Regions from separate parts of the Homo sapiens genome. Here region 1 is linked to region 2. The links are chromatin contacts, found by Hi-C or POLR2A ChIA-PET in ENCODE. All regions are on one chromosome and are shown on one strand. Each heading gives the region's core, a stretch centred on a gene start or an enhancer-like site at or near the end of the contact. The rest is flanking DNA. Distances are from core to core; before and after follow the strand shown.

What was found. Hi-C counts contacts between places; a loop is a spot of excess contacts on that map. ChIA-PET counts read pairs that join two places held with the same protein, here RNA polymerase II (POLR2A). Pooled maps may share reads with other maps.
Region 1: a loop to region 2 is called in a map of mammary epithelial cell, with 2.3 times the contacts of the local background. The contact joins the enhancer-like site here to the promoter of LINC02966 in region 2. A Hi-C loop is called at or near these places in 5 of 168 maps with a recorded cell type or tissue (Caco-2, PC-3, breast epithelium and 2 more) and 2 of 50 pooled maps. POLR2A ChIA-PET finds 5 or more read pairs at or near these places in 2 of 52 experiments (OCI-LY7 and activated T-cell).

The regions. Positions count from the first base shown.
Region 1 is chr2:113,368,448-113,375,110 of GRCh38, reverse strand. The region is part of intron 2 of LINC02966 (long intergenic non-protein coding RNA 2966); the gene reads right to left. LOC107985936 (a long non-coding RNA gene) reads left to right here and starts at 117. Exons shown (of 2, transcript XR_001739651.2): 1 at 117-200; 2 at 4,347-4,719. Within about 2 kb of position 4,450, at least 3 of the 41 ENCODE cell types and tissues checked have a DNase peak (open chromatin) inside an H3K27ac peak, as active enhancers do.
Region 2 is chr2:113,320,631-113,327,546 of GRCh38, reverse strand. LINC02966 (long intergenic non-protein coding RNA 2966) reads right to left here and starts at 2,509. Exons shown (of 4, transcript NR_183358.1): 1 at 1,994-2,509. LOC105373567 (a long non-coding RNA gene) reads left to right here and starts at 2,228. Exons shown (of 3, transcript XR_923223.4): 1 at 2,228-2,309.

The sequences.
Region 1 (6,663 bases), core at 3,201-5,700, 46 kb before region 2:
ACCCAGTGGGAAGTAAGTGAATCATGGGGGCCAGTCTTTCCCGTACTATTCTCGTGATAGTGAATAAGTCACATGAGATCTGATGGTTTATCAGGGGTTTCCACTTTTGCTTCTTCCTCATTCTCTCTCTCCACCACCATGTAAGAAGTGCCTTTTGCCCTCCCCCATGACTGTAAGACCTTCCCCAGCCACGTGGAACTGTAAGTCCAGTTAAACCTCTTTCTTTTGTAAATTGCCCAGTCTCAGGTATGTCTTTATCAGCAGCGTGAAAACTGACTAGCACAGTAAATTGGTGCCAGTAGAGTGGGGCATTGCTGAAAAGATACTTGAAAATGTGGAAGCAACTTTGGAACTGGGTAACAGGCAGAGGTTGGAATAGTTTGGAGAGCTCAGAAGAGAGGAAAATATGGGAAAGTTTGGAACTCCCTAGGGATTTGTTGAATGGCTTTGTCCAAAATGCTGATAGCGACATGGATAATAAAATCCAGGCTGAGGTGGTCTCAGATGGAGACGAGGAACTTGTTGGGAACTGGAGTAAAGGTGACTCTTTAGCAAAGAGACTGGCAGCATTTTGCCACTGCCCTAGAGATCTGTGGAACTTTGAACTTGAAAGAGATGATTTAGGATATTTGGCAGAAGAAATTTCTAAGCAGCAAAGCATTGAAGAGGTGATTTGGTGCCATCAAAAACATTCAGTTTTATAAGGGAAGCAGAGCATAAGAGTTTGGAAAATTTGCAGCCTGATGATGCGATAAAAAAGAAAAACCTGTTTTCTGGGGAGAAATTCAAGCTGGCTGCAGAAACTTGCATAAGTAGCAAGGAACTTAATGTTAATCCCCAAAACCATGGGGAAAATGTCTCCAGGCCATGTTAGAGACTTTCACAACAACCCCTCCCATCACAGGCCAGGAGGCCCAGAAGGAAATAGTGGTTTCCTGGGGCCAGGCCGAGGGTCCCCATGCTGTGTGCATCTTAGGAACTTGGTGCCCTGTGTCCCAGCCACTCCAGCCATGGCTGAAAGGGGCCAATGTAGCACTCGGGGCCATGGTTTTAGAGGGTGCAAGCCTCAAGCCTTGGCAGCTTCCTAGTGGTGTTTAGCCTGTGGGTGCACAGAAATCAAGAACTGAGGTTTGGGAACCTCCTCCTAGATTTCAGAAGATGTATGGAAATGCCTGGATGCCCAGGCAAAAGTTTGCTGCAGGGGTGGGGACCTCATGGGGAACCTCTGCTAGGGCAGTGCAGAAGGGAAATGTGGGGTCAGAGCCCCCACACAGAGTCCCTACTGGGGCACTCCTTAGTGGAGCTGTGAGAAGAGGGCCACCATCCTCCAGACCCCAGTATGGTAGATCCACAGACAGCTTGCACCGTGTGCCTGGAAAAGCTTCAGACACTGCATGCCAGCCCATGAAAGTAGCCAGGAGGAAGGCTGCACCCTGTAAAGCCACAGGGGTGGAGCTGCCCAAGACCATGGGAACCCACCTCTTGCATCAGTATGGCCCAGATGTGAGACATGGAGTCAAAGGAGATCATTCTGGAACTTTAAGATTTGACTGCCCTGCTGGATTTCAGATTTTCATGGGCCCTGTAGCCCCTTTGTTTTGGCCAATTTCTCCCATTTGGAATGGTTGTATTTACCCGATGCCTGTACCCCCATTGTATCTAGGAAGCAATTGACTTGCTTTTGACTTTACAGGCTCATAGGCGGAAGGGACTTGCTTTGTCTCAGATGAGACTTTGGACTGTAGACTTTTGGGTTAATGCTGAAATGAGTTGAGACTTTGGGGGACTGTTGGGAAGGCAATGATTGGTTTTGAAATGTGAGGACATGAAATTTGGGAGGGGCCTGGGGCAGAATGATATGATTTGGCTGTGTCCCCACCCAAATATCAACTTGAACTGTATCTCTCAGAATTCCCGCGTGTTGTGGAAGGGACCCAGTGGGAGGTAATTGAATCACGGGGCCGGTCTTTTTCATAATATTCTCATGATAGTGAATAAGTATCACGAGATCTGATGGGTTTATCAGGGGTTTCTACTTTTGCTTCTTCCTCATTCTGTCTTGCCCACTGACCTGTAAGAAGTGCCTTTCACCCTTTACCATGATTGTGAGACCTTCCCCGGTCACGTGGAACTGTAAGTCCAATTAAACCTCTTTCTTTTGTAAATTGCCCAGTCTTGGGTATGTCTTTATCAGCAGCAAATGGACTAATACATCATCCCTCAACAAACTTGAGGCCACAGCCTTTGCACCTCAAAATCACCAAGCCCAGCCTCCAGTTACCAAAACTGATTAATCAGACAAGGAAGATCATAAGCTCCACACTCTTCCTCCATGTTATGGGACTACCACAGGAAACATTGCCTGGTTCGGGTCATACAAGCATGCCTTTGCCCCAGTTTTGACGTAAGAGCACCGATGATTTTCTTCTGCTGTCCTGACTCTCAGACCTTTTCTTTGGACGGTGGTGCTGACTCCATTCCCCGCTCCCATTGGCCGAATGTGACTCAGGCTGGACCAATCAGAGCCTTGCATTCCCCTGGCCATAGTGGTTGGTTCCAGATCAAGCCACACCTAAATCCACGCCCTAAACTCTTCTGTCACTTGAGCTTGTACATGTCCTCTTTGCTTAAGCAGTTTTGGGTTGGGTTTGCTGTCGCGTGCAACCGTAACAGCATTGAAGATTTATCCACACAGAGCCTGGTGCCTGTGACAGTGTGCCCGTATAAGGCCAGCTGCCAAGAAGACGCGAGCCTAGCATCCAGCCTTGAGTTTCTATGCAACTGTGTTGACTGGAGACTTCTGAGGAGAGAAGAGGCCTCTAGGAGACAGGCTAGGGTGGGAAGCGTTAAGACAGGGTAGGTGCCATCAGGAGCCTCCAAACCTGCCCCAGAGCCACCAGTCTGCCTCTGCGGGCCTCTCTCTGACGCCCTTCCAATCTGTGCCCTTTCTGCAGCTGTCTTCCCTCCATTGTCATAAATACAATCATGCAGCCAAGTGAGTCCAGACTCAGCCAGCTCTTTCTCATCCATACCCAGGGCTCTGCAATCTGCTTTCTTCTCCTTCTCCCTTTGTAGCCCATAATTGTGATGATCTGCCCCACACACCAAAGTCCACTGTCTCAGAACCTCACCCCAGACCCTCTGGGGGCCCTTGCCTTAACAGTCAGCTTCTCACTGACCACCCTCAGCTGAGGCTGAGGTTCCCTGACACATAGCAGTTCTCTGCTCTGGTGGTGCCCTAGAATCACTTGAAAAGATTGGACAAAACACTGAGGCCCGGCTGGGCGCGGTGGCTCACGCCTGTAATCCCAGCACTTTGGGAGGCCGAGGTGGTTGGATTACGAGGTCAGGAGATCGAGATCATCCTGGCTAACACGGTGAAACCCAGTCTCTACTGAAAATACAAAAAATTAGCCGGCTGTGGTGGCGGGAGCCTGTAGTTCCAGCTACTCGGGAGGCTGAGGCAGGAGAATGGCGTGAACCCGGGAGGTGGAGCTTGCAGTGAACTGAGATCACGCCCCTGCACTCCAGCCTGGGCGACAGAGCGAGACTCCGTCTCAAAAACAAAAACAAAAACAAACAAACAAAAAACACTGAGGCCTGGGCCTCATTTGCAGCTCTTCTGATTTAACTGCTCATGAGTAGGGCCCAGGCAACAGGATTTTGTAAAATTCCCCAGATGATTCTAAGGTGCAGTGATACAGTGTGAGTCTCTGCTCACAATTTCTGGGGAAGCTCCAAGCATGGCCCTTTGCACATGCTTGTTGCGTTTAAGGAAAAGTCCACACACAAATGCAAAGAGCTTCACGAGGCACTTCAAACTAGTGTCCCTTTTCTTCAATCCTCTCAGTGGTTTCCATGGCACCTGGAGTGGCCTAGAAGGCAGTGTCTGTGACTTGGCCCCTGTCTGCCTCTCCTTCCACATCTGGAAGCACTCTCCTATTGCAGACCATGAGGCATCCCCCCGGCCTTCATTCTGCTCCCTTATCCTGGTGACTTCCATCGCAAGCCTGACTTCTGTGCATCAGTCAGCCTGGGCTTAAACATCCCAGGCTACCCCAACTGAAACAGGTCTCCTCCCCAGTCACTCCATTGCATCATTTTGCTTCATTGTCATAGTATTTCGCACTATCTGAAATTACTTTGTTTTTTATCTGTATAAATTTTTTATTGCCCATCTTACATCCCCCTCCCCTCCAACACACACACACATATCCAGTAAAGTAAGCCTCAAGAGGACAATTCTGTCTGTTCTTTCATGTCTGTATCCCAGTACCTACTGCCTGGGAGTACACCTGGAGCTCAGCAAACATTCACTGACTAAATGGTTGCATTTTCCCCAGCAGGATGTACAGACGAAAAAAGACCAGAGGATATCAAATCTCACCACAAGGTGGGAGCATGCGTCCAGTCAATCGAGAGATCCTCTGTGCTGCGCACTGAGAGCACTCGGAGAGAAATCGTCAACGTGAGGCGCCTCTGGCTTTCCATCCTTCCATATCTGTCTAATTAACTCACATGCTAAGAAGACCAGCCATCAAGCCAGACAAGGAAGCTGGGACTTCAAATTTCCCCTACCTAGCCTCAACTATTCTCCCTTTATGATGGGCACATTAATATTCTTCCAAAATATCAGCATCATTTTGCAACTGGCTACAAAATACTTTAAAAGGAAAGATTCCACATGTTCCAGAAATAAAGTGCTTGAAATACTTTTGACGATGAGGATAAAACCCGTGTTTTAAGAGGAAGTTAGCTAAGGCTGGAGAGTTGGAACCCTCTGGCTTACTGATATTTATTGATCAATTACTGTATGCCCAAACATGTTGTGTAATAGTTGATCAGTAACTACTAAGTATAAACAAACTTTGACACTCCTTACCACAAATGGGCTTTAATAATAACAAACTAGTGAAGTTGGTTGGGCACAGTGGTTCACGCCTATAATCCCAGCACTCTGGGAGGCCGAGGAGGGTGGGTCACAAGGTGAGGAGTTCAAGACCAGCCTGGCCAGGTCTTTTGTATTTTTTGTAAAATACAAAAAATTAGCCAGGCATGGTGGTGGGCGCCTGTAATCCCAGCTACTCGGGAGGCTGAGACAGAGAATTGCCTGAACCCAGGAGGCAGAGGTTGCAGTGAGCCGAGATCATGCCACTGCGCTCCAGCCTGGGCAACAGAGCAAGACTCCATCTCAAAATAAAAATAAAAGTAAATTGGTAAAGTCCTTTTTTTATATAGATTTTTCCCATGTGTCTGGGAAGACAAAATGAACATTTGAAACATGAAGCAGTAAAGTGCTCAAATTTGGTAGTTTGAACAATTAAAAGTTAGGGTAACTGTAGTATGCTGTTGAAGTATGCTGAATGAAGTATGCTGTTGAAGTATGCTGAATAAAGAAGAGAGCAAGCAACTTGGAGAAAGAAAATCAGAGTCTTCTGCTTGGGGTCTTAGTCACTTTACCTCTGAGTACCTGATTTGGGGGTGAAGCCCCCAGAACCACATATGCTTCATTTTCATAGTATTTAACACTATCTGCTCCATGCAAGTTCATTGAACAAATGAATCCATTTGTAGAGAGGGAATGATAATAATATTAACCTCTGTGGCTAGGAGGTTTAAATGAAATAATGAAGCCAAACAGGTTTTGTAACTCATAAAATGCTACAATATATTGTATATTATGATTAAATGCTAATCATACAGCCCAACAATAGGAGAGCCTGAGGCAGGCACGGAGGAGTCATTGTCCACCAGAGACCTGTGGGAAGGCTTCTTAGAGACGGGAGAGGGGCAAAGCTCTGGAGCATACCTCTCCACCTTTCTCCATCACGAGCAGCCAATCGGCATTTAGCATACCCCACCAGGCAGCAGGAACCCCCTTGCCAGTCTTCATGGAGAACATGGGTTCTCATCTGGGAACAAGTCCATGCTCCAAAGGCCAGAAATGCTTCCCTCTTGGCCAGATTCTTTCCAAATGGCAGAGAGTGACTTTTCAGCAAATTGGATCTAATAATATTCCTGCCAGGAACCCTCCTACCCCCACCTCACACATTAACATCCTAGGAAGAAAGGCTCTGGAGCCATTCAGAATCTTATTATTGCCACTATAATTATTATAGTTATGACTATGACAATCATTATAAGGAAAATCATCCAAATGTAGTAAGGCAAAAAAAAAAAAAAAAAAAAAAAAGAAGGTGACTTCATGGCTATGAACAGAGTTAAAAGGCCAGCAGATAAAGAGAAATGTCAATCTCTCTTCTGCCAGGCCACCTCCAAGTGTGTGGGGAAGCTGGGTGTGTATTGCAGGGGTGCAGGGGAACTGCCCTATGGGAGGAAGAAGTCCTTTCCTTCTCCTTCCTGTCCAATACTTGTCTGTTCTCCTTTCCAAATGTCTCTAGCAGCCCTCATTTCCTCTCCATCCCTTCTTTGACTGCCTGAACTCAGGCCCTCATCACCTCTTGCCTGTATTATTGCAAGACCCCCCTCACCCACCTTCCAGCCTCTGGGTTCACCCAGTCTCTCTAGTGTTGCCCCAAAGGGATCTTTTTAAAATAGATGGCATCATGACACTCCTCTGTAAAACCCAGGCGAAGCTTCCCATGGAAAATATGAGAATATATGTGGAAGTCTTCTGCATGGCTTGAAAGGCTTCAGAATGGT
Region 2 (6,916 bases), core at 1,260-3,759:
TTGAAAATCTACAAAGTTCTAGAAAGGCTGATCTAGGCTAGGAACTCAGATCAGGCCCTGTAGAATTGTCAGCTATTAAAATATGTCACATCTTATGCTTATGAAACTAGGAAAAAGCATAAATCACGCTTTTATAACTGACTGCTATGGTCTGAATGTGTCCCCCAGAGTTCAAATGTTGGTAACTTAATCTCCAATGCAACAGTGTTAAGAGGATGGATATTTAAGGGTTATTGGGCTCTGTCCTCGTTAATGGATTAATGGTGTTATCATGGGAGTTAGTTATTGATGGAGCAGGTTTCTGATAAAAGGGATGAGTCTGCCCTGCTTTCTCTCTTGCTCCTTCCTGCTCTTTTCCCCTTCCTCCTTCCCGGCTAGGATGATACAGCAAGAAGGTCCTCACCAGATGCAGCCCCCAACCTTGGATTTCCCAGCCTCCAGAAGAGTAAGAACAAAAAAAATTTTCTTTATAAATTTCTTAGGCTGTGGTATTGTGTTACAGCAACACAAAACAGACTAAGACACTGACTATGATAAAAATGGGATGATCTAGGCCAGGTGCGGTGGCTCACACCTGTAATCCCAGCACTTTGGGAGGCCAAGGTGGGCGGATCACGAAGTAAGGAGATCAAGACCATCCTGGCTAACACGGTGAAACCCGATCTCTACTAAAAATACAAAAAATGAGCCGGGTGTGGTGGCAGGCACCTGTGGTCCCAGCTACTTGGGAGGCTGAGGCAGGAGAATGGCGTGAACCCAGGAGGCGGAGCTTGCAGTGAGAGGAGATCACGCCACTGCACTCTAGCCTGGGCAACAGTGCAAGACTCCGTCTAAAAAAAAAAAAAAAAAAAAAAAATCTGAATAATGCAAAAGTTAGGAAATCTTGATAATAGCAAAAATTTAGAAACAATCAAAATGAACAAAAATATGTGCCTTGTTAAAAAAAATCATCCATAGAGCATACAAACCTATAAAAAATCACTGTAACAACTTAAAATTTTGTTTTAGAAGAAATATTTAACATGATATAAAAAGGGACCGGGCGCGGTGGCTCACGCCTGTAATCCCAGCACTTTGGGAGGCCGAGGCGGGCGGATCACGAGGTCAGGAGATCGAGACCATCCTGGCTAACATGGTGAAACCCCGTCTCTACTAAAAATACAAAAAATTAGCCGGGCGAGATGGCGGGCCCCTGTAGTCCCAGCTACTCAGGAGGCTGAGGCAGTAGAATGGCGTGAACCCGGGAGGCGGAGCCTGCAGTGAACCGAGATCGCGCCACTGCACTCCAGCCTGGGCGACAGAGCGAGACTCCATCTCAAAAAAAAAAAAAAAAAAAAAAAAAGGTATTTACAATTTAACATCGAATGAAATAAAGCAGGTCAAAACAATGTTTACAATATGACCTTGTGTTTTAATACATATATATTTTGAGACTTAAGATAAATTCCAAATTGTTCGTAGTAGAATAACAGGTGATTATTATTTTCTTCTATGTTGCTTATCTCTGTTGTCTTAATGTTTGATGGAAAAAATAAGTGTATTGCTTTCAAAATAAGAGGGAAAAAAAGTAGTCTGGAAAATTGTTTTCATTGCACATCTGTGGGAGTTGAAAATTGAGCCTAGAGCTTATAAGACATTCTTGTATTCATGCATCTCAACAAATAATACTTATGGCCTCTAAGGTAAGCTAGCCCTGTGGCACTGCAGAAAAACCAAAGACCCACTACCTGCCCTCTGACAACTTATAGTTCTGCCACCCAAACAAGAGAAAACTTCAATCGCTGCCTTTGAGGTGAGAATTGAGGGCTCATCTCTGCCAAGGACCTCTGAGGCTTCCACAGCTCCTTGGACTGAGGTTGGAGCCAGCACTGCCTCCTGTGCCCTGAGGGTCCCAGGGGATCAGGGTGTGGCTGAAGTAGTCTGGGCCTGCAGCTACTTCCTCAGGTCCACTCTCCCACCCGGACTGCCTGTCCCATTGCCCTTGGACACCCACCTCGTCACACTCTTCTGTTTCTCCCCTTCCCATCCTCTCTGTCCGGTTTCTTCCAGGCCACCTCCAAAGAGACCTGCTGCTCCACCCCCAATCTGTTGCTTGTGCCTTACTAGAGGTTTCTGCCCTTTTCAGCGCCACATCCCAGGAAAGGAAGAAACATGCTCCAGGGCTGGAAGTTCGTCTTTGAGGGGAGGAAGTTCCCTGGAGTCTGCAGCAGATGGGGGAGGCCCCAGTGGGGCGCACGTGGATGCATTTCTGGGAGGAAACCAAGTACCATCCGCTCTCGCTCGCTCCCATCCAGTGTTTTCTTCCCCCAGTGAGTCTCTTAATTTTGCTCATTTATCTTAAAGAGCTCCGTGAGCGCCGTGGGCTCTGGTGGGGGGTGGGGGGGCGCACGGGGCCTCCGACACCCGACCCCCACGCCTGCCTCCCAGAGGAGCCATCCAGCGCGGACCAAATCTCATTTTCCTACAAATAGTTTGTCAGAAGCAGCAGGGCAAGTAATAAATCACGGAGAGCGAGAGCGGAGAGGGGAGGGGGAGACTGGCGAGGGGAGGGCGGGGCCGAGGGGGCGGAGGGAGGGTTGGCGGCGCCGAGGGAGGAGCGCGCGGGAGGCTGCGAGCGGCGGGGAGGGGCGCAGGCCAGGGAGAGACAAACGGAAAAGGAGGGAAGGAGATCGAAGAGACAAAGAGAGGAAAACACGAGGGAGGATGAGAAAGGGAGAAGGAGCCAGGGGAGTCCAGAGAAAGGAAGCAAAGGGAGAGGGAGAGACTGAAGAGAGGAACGGAAAAGACTGGAAAAGACAGCAAGGGGTGAATCAGGAAGCAGAGAAGGGGAAATAAAAGGAGAGGAGAAAATGAATCCAAAGAGGATGCAAAAAAGGAGGAAGGAGAGATGTCTGGTAGAGAGGCAGACCCGGAAAAGGAATGTGGGCGAGGGGGTGCTCCATGTGTCCTGAGCCCCCTCTATGCCCTGAGCCACAGGGGTGCCTGTAGTCCGACTCCTTGACCACGTCCTCCCCATCCTTATCCCTGCTGCCTGCTCCCGGTGGACTGATGCAGGATGCAGGCAAGGATGGGCTCATCTTGGTCCACTGTTAGCCGGCCTAGAGAGACAGTCATTGCAGTGTGTGTGTGTGTGTGTGTGTGTGTGTGTGTGTGTGTGTGTGTGTGTGATGGAGACAGGGAGGGAAACCTGCATACCAACTATTATGATGAAGACATGCGTTCTTAAGCAGGCTACTTCACTCTTCTGAGCCTCAGTTTTCTGATCTCGAAAATGGGAACAATAATCTCTCTTTTCAGGCTTGGGAGAATTTAAAGAGATGACCCACAGGAAAAGCATCTACCACACGGTGCAGGCTGTTGATTAGGAAACGCAGCCTCCCTTGAGTTTCTGTGTGGGTGAACCTGGCTCCTGGGGCCCCGGGTGGGGGTGCCAGGCTTCAGAATCTGCACACTGCTTCACCACCCCCGCAGCCTGTGATCCCAAGCCAGGCCCTCTGATCCGGCAGCTGTCAACACAAGCACACTCCAGTGCTTTCTGCTTTGCTGTTGGCCTCCCTCGGGAAGCTTTGAACACTACTGAGATCATCATTGTCAAACTCTCTGGGCTCTGGTGCAAGGGCAGTCAGATAAGGAGGAATATGACGTGCCAACCCTCCTCTTTGGTCCCCAGCCCCCAGCCTCACCCTGCTGACCTCTGGCTCCTGCTTAGCTCAGAAACTGTGGGCTCAGAACAAAGTTTGAGGTTCTGCTTCTCTGATTCACCCCTTTCTCCTTCCTGATTACTGGCATGGAGCCAGGCACTGCAGGACAGAAATCAGGTAACTTTACAGATGGGAGGAATGAAGTGGTGCTTTTAGGGGCCTATGTTGTGCTGGGCACCAAAGTAAACTGCATGAGGACAGGGACCTTGTCTGCATGGCCCACAGAACTATCCTGGCACAGTGCTGGCACATGTTGAGCTCATGAAATGAATAAGTCATTTGATATTGTGAATATGCATTCACTTATTCACAACTTATGACTAAAAAAAAGCTGTTATTCCATTTTATGGAAAGGGCAACTGAGACACAAAATCACAGGCAGGAAGTGATCAAACCAGGGGTTGAATCCAGAGCAATCTGTCTCCAAAGCATGTGTTCCTTCCGCTGCAGCCCATGGCCTCCAGGCATCCTGCCCGTCGATGCCTGAGGCACCAGGGAGTTAGGAATGGCAGAGACCCAAACCCATGATTCCTGCTGGACCTTCTCCTTACCCCCTAGATTCTGGAGAGGGCACCCCACAGAGCACTCCATTCGAGGTGGCCCATTCATTTCTGGGCTCCTTGCCATTGGCATTGTCCTCTAGCTCTGGACTTCAGGCTATGCCGCTCTCAGACCCTCAGCCCCAGCCCCCTGCCCTGCTTGGGACTTTGAAGATGAGGTCACATGCCTCAGAACTTCTCTCACCTCAGCTCTTAGGACCCCAGCCATACCTGCTCTGCCCCCCCTCCCCTCTAACCCTCCAGCAATGTGGGCTTTCTCTGGGGATCTCATGTCCAACCCTGACAAGCAGCAGAGCCCAGGGAAAAGAGAACCAGGTTCCGCTCTCCTGCCATGTACCAGCTAGATGACCCTGGGCAATTCTTTTCACCTCTCCAGGACTCAGGTTTCTCAACTGGAAAATGGGGATTTTAAAAAAAATCCATGCCTAACTCCCAAGGCTGTCACGAGAATGGATTAAGGCAAAAGCTGTGAAAGTGCTTTACAAATGAGAAAGCCTCCTATTCTTCACTTTCTTCTGATGGCAAATCCCCAGCTCTCCTTCCCAAGGTTCTTGCTCTCCCGGCACAATGTACCCTGAGCACTACACATGCCTGTCCACCTTTGCTTCATGAAGAACCATGATATGTCGCCATTCAAAATCCAAATAAAGCCTCACGAGTGAATCTACTTATGGGAGACAGAATAAAGCAATGGCTAAGAGCTCTAGCAAGAGTAAAAAATCAAGTCTCCAATTTTTAGCTCTACCACTTACTAACAGTGTTAACTTTGAACAATCATTTTACCTCTCTAAGCCTCAGTTTCCCCATCTATAAAGTAGGATAATAATAATACCTGTCTTATCAGGTAGATAATGTATATGTAACATTCCTTTCTTATCAGGTAGATAATGTATATGTAGCACTAGGGACATATTAAATACCCAATAAATGGCTACTGTTGTTATCTCCTCTTGTTTTAGTCTCGACTCTTGAAAAATGAATCAGTTTTCAGACTTCATAGCTTGTGACCTCTCTCTCGATGGTCCCAGTGTCAGTTCCTTGGTGCATGTCCTTGTTTTGTCTTCCTTCAGTGATGACCACAGCCTCCTTTTCCGGCCCCCAAGTCACCCACTGCACTCTGTTCTGACCTTATCACCACCATGGGTTCCCAGGGAGCCAGACCACATGAGGAGGAGGGAATGCAGATGAGGGGAGGGGACCTGCCCAAAGTCACAGGGGTGCTACATGGGCAGAGCCGCTTCTAGGCTCATGAAGCCAATCATTTGGATTGTCCCCACCCAAAGCCCCGACAGGGCATTGAATTCCTTAAAGCCCAAGACTGGCTGCCTTTGTGAATGCCCTTTCTCAAAGCCCTTTGCAAGGGTGCCTTCGTGGCCCGGCCTCCCTCTGCCCATGCTCTGTCCCAGCCCATCTTTCCAGCCCCTTCCGATTACTGTCACTCTCTACTTCCTTGACTGTCTTGCCCTGCCAGTAAGCTTTCTCCCATATGATTCCTTCAGAGCTTGTTCTTGCATGTGCCAGGCCTCAGACTGGCTACTGTGGGAACAGGAGAATCTGAGGCACAGTATTTGCCCTCACAGAACCCCAGTCTAGTGGGTGCCACATGCCCAGTTAGACTCCCATCCTAACCTTGCAGCTCAAGCTGCCCTGTCAGTCCCTGAAGCCCACCTTCCTCCATGAAGCCCTCCCAGATTGGCTGACTAATTCAAGGCTGCTTCCCAAATCCTCCCAAAGGGCACCATTCCTCTTTGGAAGCTATACGCATCAGGTATTTTTATCTCCTTTTAAAAACTGCACCTCTCTCTCTCTCTCTGTTGAGATAATATATATGGCTGACATTTTTTAAAGTCCATTTTCAAAATGTATACTATCTTGTCTGTGTTTCCTGAATATAAAAGTCCATGCCAGCCATATTGTATTGCATTTGAAACCTCTAGAGGTAGGAATCTCAGTTCTGTGTGAGTCTCAGGGTATCAAGGCCCAGAGGCCATAGCAGGAGGGGGCAGCCAGGGCTGCCTTCGGGAGGAGAGGAAAGGCACCCACAGAGCAGCCGGAGCCACGCAGATGTCGTTGGAGGAGGAGATGAAATGCTGTGGATGTTAGGGAAGGAAAAATCCATTTCTGGATGTGGAGAATCCAGGGATGCACCCATCCTTGAGGACCAGCTCAAATGCTATGCCCGGCAGGACAGCTTCTCTGATCCCCCAACTGCACTTGAGCTTCTGAGGAAACACCCCAGTTTCCCCGGACTCACTTTGTGACACTTAGTGGATTCTCTATGGGAGTTTGGGACAGTTAAATTTGTGCACAACTTTGCTTTCTCTCTTTATGACTCAATTTGGCGAATTCCTCCTGAAAAGAGGCCAGATTCGATCAACTTTTGTATCCCATCCGTCCACAACATCCCCCTAATGTCATGCCTCATACTAAGTAGGTGCTCAATAAATGTTTGAGGAGGGGAAGAAAGAAGGAAGGGAAAGAGAGGAAGGAAGAAAGAGAAGAGGAGGTAGAGGAGAATAGAAGAGAGGAAGAAGAGCTGGAAGGAAGATGGGAGGGAGAACGGAAGGAGGAAGTGAAGGGAGGAGCATTAAGGAAATGCCCGCAGGTGGAAGCAATCCCCTATAAATGCAGGGGCTCTTCTCCGTGCTCTTTCAG